Linked DNA regions of Homo sapiens: region 1 is linked to region 2. Evidence: read pairs that join two places in POLR2A ChIA-PET (ENCODE). Cell type or tissue: GM12878. All regions are shown on one strand. Links, peaks and the distances in the headings refer to the core of each region. The heading gives the core; the rest is flanking DNA.

Region 1 (4,404 bases), core at 78-4,077, 93 kb before region 2:
TTATGGTAAACTTCAATTAGTTTTTCAAATTCTCCTAAAGGTTTTAAGGTTATCTCTTCTCCTGAAGTCATTTTTTATAATTTACAATTTCCTAAAAAACATTCCACTTACATGCCTACAAATTCTCTTCACACACACACACACACATAACGTTCACTTATAATATAATATATGGTTATAATATTATATGCAGTATTCAATTATAATTTTAAAGTCTTATCTGATTTTCTAGGTATGTCACCTTTCCAATTCTTAACATTGCTATTTGTGTCTTTATTCCTTTTTGTTTTTTTGATGAGACTAACCATAGCTATTTCATTAGATTTTTCAAAACTACTTGTTCATGTATTGATCTAAGAGTCAGCATTTGGTTTTATAATCATTCAGGCTTTTTTTAAAGAAAGATTTTATTTTGTTTATAAATTTATATTTCATAAGTTTCTGAAGTTATCATCAATAATTCCTCTAGTCTACTTTGAATTTTTTGTCATTTTGGGATAGTGTCTTCAGTAAATCAGGCCTTTTTAAACGATTCTATTAGTTTTATGATTCACCAGTTTTTGCTTTAATCTTTAACAATTTCTTTAGTCTACTTTTAATGACTGTTTTGTCATCCTTTTTGCAGTATGCTTAATTTATCTCCAATCTTGTTTTCAAATAAATATAATTAGTGCCACCCATTTGTGTCACTTTGACCCAAATCACACACATTTTTATATGCCATGCTCTCATTGTCAGTCATTTCCAAATAATAAGTAATTTCACATAATATAAAAATGAGCAAAATATATAAGCATATAAGTGTTTTTAAAAGAAATAGGAAATAGCCCTTAAACAATTAAAATATGTTCAACCCCACTTATAATAAGGAAAGTACTAAAATACAATTTCTTGCCTATCAGATCAGCAAAAATCTCAGTTTGACAACACACTCTGTTGGCAAGGCTGCAGGGCAAAGATACTCATATATTGCAGGTGGGAATACAACAGCTAGCAAACTTACATTTGCATTTTTCTTTCTGACCCAGAAATCACACTTCTGGAAATATATTCCAAAGATACATTGGCAAAAATACAAAATTTTAAATGTGCAGATTTACTTATTGCAGCAGCATTGTTTGTAATTATATAAGACTGGAAACACTCAAATGGCCATGAATAAGGGCCCAGTTGAATAAACTAAGGTACATTCACGTGTCAGAATGCTATTCAGTTATAAAAAGGAATGAGTAACATCTCTATATTACTAGGGTATACTGATAAGATAACAAATCAAATAACAAAGTTTATAGTATAAAAAAGAGGGGATACAAATATGTATGAATATATGTCAATATTTTCAAAAAGAAACAATGAGATTATCAAAGAAAATTAATTTTTATAATGGTTACCTTTAGGAGGGAGGGAACAGGGTAGGAAGGATACAGTTGGAAGACAGATTTATCTGAATGTGTCTTTAAAATAGTTACAAAATTGGAACTATAAGCATATTTTACATAATTAAAAACCAAATTAAATCAAAGCAAAGTAATCCTTAAAATTTTTCTTTAAAAAAGGTAACAAATGAACCTAACTTCTTATCAGTTTGATTGCTTGCCATAAAAAAAGTATTCTAAGTAAATTTAAATTGCGGTATTTTCACTCAGTGGGAAAGACTCTAGTGTAAAACAATACAAAAACAAAATCTACAAATAAATCCTAATATGCATTCAGTAGTCTTATGGATGGTAAGAATATGGGGTATTGTAATCCTAGCATTGTGGGAGGCCAAAGCAGGCAGATCACTTGAGTCCAAGAGATCGAGACCAGCCTGGGCAACATGGCAAAACCCCATCTCTACAAAAAAATACAAAAATCAGCCAGGCATGGTGGCGTGCCTTAGTCCCAGGTACTCAGGGTGGGTACGCTGGGGATGGGCATGCTGAGGGAGGTCAAGTCTGCAATGAGCCATTATCATGCCACTGCACTCCAGCCTGGGCAGCAGAGTCCCCTTCCTTACAAACCCTTTAGGTAGACATAGGAGCTTCTGGAACTCTATTTATCTCTTTGCACTGTGTCCTGGAAGAGTCAGACTCAATATTGCAGCTCACTAATTTAATACTCATTTGCATCCATTTGGATATTCAGCCCGATTTTTAAAGTAGCAGTGATTGTATTTTCAATAATCCAGAAATCCGATTCTTTTTCTATTTTATGGCTGTGACAGTCATCCCAGTGAATGAAGGTTCTGATTATGGGAGCCATAATCCTCTAGAGTTTTGGGGTAGAAGCTGGCAGGTGTTCAGGTAGATGATGTTGATGTGAGGGGGTTTCTCTCCCCAGCATAAGTGGTCTGGGAACTTCTCACATCAGAAGCAGCTAATGGTTTCCTTTTCTTCCCACCGCTCCTCCTGCCACGCCTTGTTGTATATGTAGAATTACTCAACCCTGCTCTGCTTCTCTGTCCAGAGTCAGCCCTTCTGATAGGAAACTCCCCAGGTTCACTGTTTAAAGCAGTTACCGAGGCTTTAACCAGAAAGCAAACACCACTCTTGCCAAAAATGCAGCACGTGAGAGTGATAGGAAGATCATAACAGGCCAGGCAATTCATAATGTAATCTTTCAATTTTATTTTTTATTTTTCTTGAGACAAGGTCTTGCTCTGTCACTCAGGCTGGAGTGCAGTGGCATGGTCACAGCTTACTGCACCCTCAACTTCCCTGGGTTCAAGCAATCCTTCTGCCTCAGCCTCCCAAGTAGCTGGGACCACAGGCGCATACCACCATACCTAGCTAATTTTTTAATTGTGTGTGTGTGTGTGCGTGTGTGTATGTGTGTATGTGTGTGTGTGTTTATAGTAGAGACAGGGTTTCGCCATGTTGCCCAGGCTGGCCTTAAACTTCTGAGCTCAAGTGATCCTCCCACCTCAGCCTCCTAAAGTGCTGGGATTACAGGAATGAGCAACCACGCCTGGCCCATAATGCAATCTTTTAATTTATTGATCAGATAATTACTGACAAGGCCCCTCCCTGCACTGTACGAGTTAACTCTGAGCTTGAAATTTCTCTAGAACATTAGTGCACAAAACAGCCCTGACCTTTGCAGTAATCTCCTTCTGGTCATTTTCTGCTTTGATTTCTTTGTCAATCAATTCTTTGGTCTGTATTCCAGGAAATCTTCAGAATTTCTGATCTTCGACTGTAACTTTTCTTGTTTGGTATTTCAGTGGAATTTGAAGTCGGGGCGGGGGGAGTAGACTGATGTGCTCAGTCTGCCAATTCGATCCCCCATTTTTTTCTGAGTGTATAAGGATATGAGTGGGTATTGTTTACAAAATTAGGATCACGTTGTATACATAATTTTGTATTTTGCTTTTTTAGTATAACAACATGTGTTTTTTGAAAACAGTATTTTCAGTGATTATATTTTGAATGAGTCTTCGCTGTTTATCATACTGAAGTATAATTACTGATATTCTTTTATTTCTTCCACACTAAATAATAAGGTCCTTGAGAAGAGAGAAAATGTCAGCACTGTAGATCCTTAAGACGAATTGAAATTCCTGGCATGTAGTAGTTCCATAAGTCTTCATGATTCAATCTGATTTTTTTTTTTTTTTTCAGTTAAATAGGTGAGGACCAAGGCAGAGACTTAGAGAGGGGATGGATGGGAAAAAAAGGGAGTAAGTTTGACTTGGCAATAGGGGAGGATTAAATCTGCTCATTCCTGTCTTTTGATTTTATTCCCACTTTCCTTGTTTGCTGCTATTACAGAAGCAGAATCCTTAGTTGAATTGGAAAATATGGTTGTTGAGATTTTCCTCCCCCTTATTAGAGCCCTAGAGACAAGAACCTATCTTTGGAACACAATGTTTCTTTCAGCACATGTCACAATGTGTATAAAGTATTTCTGAGGGGATGTGTTTCTAAGTTAAAGGTATTCTAAGAAGTATAAAGATGGTGCTGATCTACCCAAGTTGCTATTTACTGCCTCAGAAAGATGAGTCATGCCCTGCTTATGTTGAGGGACTGAAGTAACGACTTCTCATAGCCAGGAGTATAATCAAGTCGTGAACATCCATAACAGTAACTATAAACTCTTATGGGATTGTGGCATTAGACGGTTAGAAACCTTTGTTTAAGTGTTTTGGGATGACTAGTTCACTGCACTTGAACAAGTGTTGGAAATCCAAATAAAAAGGCAAAACATTATCCTCACATAGATTTATCATCAAGCTCACATTTTTTTTTAATTTTACAAATATAGTTGAGTGTCTCAAAAACAGATGATTCCCATTTTCTAGCCCACAAAAGCTTAAAAATAAATCCTGGGTCTTATTTTTTTCTCTTTCTTTTTTTTTTTTTCAATGCATCTGTTTATTTAATGTGAGTCACTAATGCCTAGCCCAAGAAGAAGCTGAATAAT
Region 2 (4,404 bases), core at 100-4,099:
ATTTTTCCTTCCTGTAAACTTTGCCATCTTCCTTCTCTGCTTGGCAATTCATGCCTAACAAGTGACATTTCCTAGGGGCAAGATAGCATAACTGTCAAGAATAGGGAATTCCTATTATTAATTTTTTTGGTTTACTTGTAACCACCCAGTGGGTTCACCTTGCCTGCTGCCTAGACAAAGCCAATTTATCAAGGCAGGGGAATTGCAATACAGAAAGAGTAATTCACGCACAGATGGCTGTGCGGTAGATGGGAGTTTTATTATTACTCAAATCGGTCTCCCTGAGCATTCTGGGATCAGAGTTTTTAAGGACAACTTGGTGGGTAGGGGGAGGCCTGTGAGCCAGGAGTGCTGATTGGTCAGAGATGAAAGCAAGGGAGTCAAAGCTGTCTTCTTGTACTGAGTCAGTTCCTGGGTGGGGGCCACAAGATCAGATGAGCCAGTTTATCGATCTGGGTGGTGCCAGATGATCCATTAAGTGCAGGGGCTGCAAAATATCTCAAGCACTAATCTTAGGAGAAGTTTAGGGAGGGTCAGAATTTTATAGCCTCCAGCTGCATGACTTCTAAATCATAATTTTTAACCTTGTGGCTAATTTCTCAGTCCTACAAAGGCAGTCTAGTCCCCAGGCAAAAAGGAGGTTTGTTTTGGGAAAGGGCTGTCATCATCTTTGTTTTAAACTATAAACTGTTTCTCCCAAAGTTAGTTCGGCCTATGCCCAGGAATGAACAAGGACAGCTTGGAGGTTAGAAGCGAGATGGAGTTGGTTAGGTCAGATCTCTTTCACCGTCTCAGTTACAATTTTGCAATGGCTGTTCAATCATTCTAAATCTCAGTTTCCTCAGCAGAAAATAAAGAGATGATAATAGTACCAACCTTATAGGATTACTGTAAATTCTATAAGGTAATTATAGAATTCTATAAGGTAATTATAGAGAGGTAATTCCTATAAGGAGCTTAGCCCAATGGCTGGAAAATATATGTAGGCCATTGTTAATATGCATATATAGTTATAATTACGGTGTAGTTCTGTTTTTCTTCTACCAACCCTATCTTCAAATATACTTGCTGTCAGTTAAAGTTCAATATCTTATAAAGAGATTTTAAGGCTTGGGAAAGATTAGTGAAATCAAGAAACTGGGAGTTGCTAAAAAGTTAGTTATAAGGCAAGAAGCCAGAAACATCACCCTCCCTGGATTCAGGCTGTTCCCCAATAATCTAAAGTGAGAAACATAAATAGGGCAAAGATAATCTACTTCATAAGATTATGAATAAATGACATGCAAGGATTTTTTTTATTCTATAGCTCCTGTCACAGCATTGAGAAAGCAAACTTTTCATGAGGCAGTCACTGTCATTTGCTCTTTATTGCCTTAAATTTCCAGGCCGTGGAACCCCAAAGTCAACCCCCAAGCATCCCCAGAAGAAAAGTACACTTTGAATAATTACAGTCCTTTAACTTTCCTGATTCAACCTTCAAAGGCCACGAATTGCTTCTAACGAAGAAGCTGAAGTGAAAGAAGAAGGAACGTCAACAAAAATGTCTGTTTGTGTTATCTCTTTACTTTCACGGTTTATAGGTTTGGGGGAAAGTTTTTATTTTCGGTGGAATAGAAGAAGGGAAGAAGAGAGACTAAAAAGCATTTCTTAGATTTCCAGAAGCAGTAATGGAAAATCCCGACCCTAGAGTCTTGCTTTCTTCCTAGAAATAGAATGCTCCTGAAGTTCCCAGGAGAGCCCTTGGCAGACAGATGTCAATCATTCCATCCCTTGTTTTGCTGGGTGGAGTCACTGGAGCTTAAAGAAGGGGAAGTAAACTCAAGCACACATCCTGGTGACCTCTAGCCACGGGTCAAATTTCACTGATGTCAATTAAAAATGACCAAAGACCCGCCCCTGTGAAAACCCTGTGGGCAGCCATTTTGTCTCAGGGAAACTGCCCAGATCTGATGTAAAGTATTTCCGGACGTCTCTTCGTTGTATATGGCATTTCCCTGAAATAAGCAACTCTCTGAAAAATATCATAGCGCAGATCAAAATGAAGTACTCTGTGGTGAAGTAGAAGTACACAGTCAACAAAGAAACTTGCCCTCAGGCTGCACAGTAAAACGTTGGAAATCCCAGAGCAGCAACTTGGAAATCCCACCTGCTACATATTTGCCTGAGTACTTTAAGGTTCTATGGACAATTGTCTCTCTGCGTAGATTAACCTTAAATAAACTTGTTGCGTTTTGAGGTGGTATTTCTTGTTTCATTTCTCTTGCTTTTCTCCCCTATTTTATAATAAGTTTCATTCACACTGTGATACTTTAAGAAGAGATAACCTTCTACTAAGGGATGTTGCTGTGATAACCTCCAAGCCACAAACACAGGTTTTAATCTTACCTCAGGGAAGTCCTGCCTCCCTTGCAGACTAGTTTATGTCTGAGTGGATTTGCCTATCAGCGTCTTTTCTGATGAGGCATGTAGCCCAGCACGGCAGCAAAGAATCCTGCAGTAGGCAGATAAAGCTTTCTAAAAATGTTTTAATTTTACTTTAAATTGACAAATAATAATTGTATATACTTATGTGGTACAATGTGATGTTTCAATACATGCATACATTGTGGAATGATCAAATCAGGCTAATTAACCATACACATTACCTTACATACTCATTTTTTTGTGATGAGAACATTTAAAATCTAGTCTTTCAGCAATTTTGAAATATACAATCCATTATTGTTCTAGTCACTACACTGTGCAATAGATCACCAGAACTTATGCCTCAGATAAAGCTTTGAATCCTGTGAATCCTGTTACCACAGAATAGCAAGTGACCTCAGACCAGTTACTTAACCCCTCTAAAGCTCAATTTCCTCATCTCTACTATTGAGACTATAATAGCATCTACTTCACAGGGATGTTGGAAGGATTACGTGCTCTCAAGAAGGCTTAGTAAATCCTAACTCCTACTACATTATTTTATTGAGGTCTCATCGAATTAGATACCCGAGAGAGAGAAAATGAAAGGGAAGTGCTTAACATTTGTGACAACCTTAACGTGATCTGCACATTTCCTAAAAATTATACACTTGTATGACTTCATTTCCCCCAAGATAGTATATTAGTACTTTGGAAAGTGTGAGATGAAAAATTGTTATCCTGAACTGCAATATCCTACTTTCTGACTTCAAATCCTTATCTCTCCTGCACTTCTCACTATACCATCGCTTAGACCTCATTAGGGTCACCTCACGGCCTGTGCTTATCCTCCCACCTTTCCCATATCCTCCCACCTTTCCAGAAACTTTCCATGTATCAGTTACCCCTTCTCTCCTCTCAGCTGGGTCCTTCCCACAAGTAATGAAGCCCTAGGTCACTCTAGGCCTTTCCATATTACAAAATAATATGGAAAGGGCCATGTTTTCCCTCTTGCCACTTCTGTATCTCTCTCTTTTCCTTCAGAGCCAGTCTTTTAACAAATTATGTACTCACTGCTGCCATTTTTTCAAATCTGCCTCACTCTTTAGCACATTACAATCTGGTTTCTAGCCCAAATATTCCACCAAGTCGCCCTCACAAAGATCTCTAGTGGTCTCCATGTTGCTAAATCCAAAAAACTTTTTCAGTCTTTATCTCATTGACCCTCTTGCTGACAATGGGCACAATCCCTCTTGCTTGGACTTTGTTGCCTCTGATACTACATCTTGGTTTTCCTTCCAAGTCTCTGACTGCTCCTGTTTTGTCTCCATTTCTGCCTCTTTCTCCTCTACCTTCCATTAAATATTGAAGTTCCCCAAGTCTCAGTCCTAGACCCTCTTCTCACTTTGTATACTCCACTCTATCCTGACAATCATTATCAATCATGATTTCAGTTATGTGATACCAGCTTACATCTCCAGCCCAGACCACACCTCCATGTTCCAGACCCAGAAGCCCGATTATTTGTTTACCACATCTCCATTTGGAAGGCATTCCTCTTCAATTTGCTTAAGACCAAGTTCATGATCTTCCTCAGCAAAACTGCTCCTTTTCCTTTGTTCTCTGTCTCAATGATTGATACCATTATCCATCCAGCATATATCATTCTTGATGCCCTCTTCTCCCTCACTCACCATACTTAATTCATCACTAGGACCTATCTCTTTCATTTCTTAAATGTCTCTCAAAACAATCTTGATTCCAATATTTCCATAGTCATCACCATAGGATAGTCACTGTAGCATCAATCTAAGCTGCCATCATCTCTTTATTCTCCTGAGTTTTCTCTCCATTCACTCTGCTTTCCCAGCCCCAATTCCTTTCTCCACATTGCAGCCAGTCCCACCATGTCCTTCCTTAAAACTTGCCAATAACTTCCTATGGATCACAGGAAAATGATCAAAATTTTTAACACTGTGTTGCAAAGACAGCCTTTCCACA

The links. Peaks named below come from ENCODE experiments on the same cell type or tissue, not always from the same donor. Only the 100,000 strongest peaks of a DNase experiment are listed, where the experiment ranks them.
Region 1: POLR2A ChIA-PET joins it to region 2 with 7 read pairs; 1 of 35 experiments calls an interaction of 5 or more read pairs at or near these places.

Annotation. Positions count from the first base shown.
Region 1 is chr9:68,548,915-68,553,318 of GRCh38, forward strand. All of the region lies in intron 2 of TMEM252-DT (TMEM252 divergent transcript), which reads left to right. Among named protein-coding and RNA genes, the nearest start is that of LINC01506, 4.5 kb to the left of the region's middle. In GM12878, for the core only: no CTCF peak of the experiment used is centred there; a DNase peak (open chromatin) is centred at 2,357.
Region 2 is chr9:68,642,208-68,646,611 of GRCh38, forward strand. It overlaps TMEM252-DT (TMEM252 divergent transcript), which reads left to right. Exons shown (of 5, transcript NR_187592.1): 5 at 1,386-2,243. Among named protein-coding and RNA genes, the nearest start is that of PIP5K1B, 61 kb to the right of the region's middle. RefSeq lists an enhancer at 1,703-1,782. In GM12878, for the core only: no CTCF peak of the experiment used is centred there; a DNase peak (open chromatin) is centred at 1,944; H3K4me3 peaks cover 963 bases; H3K27ac peaks cover 2,188 bases.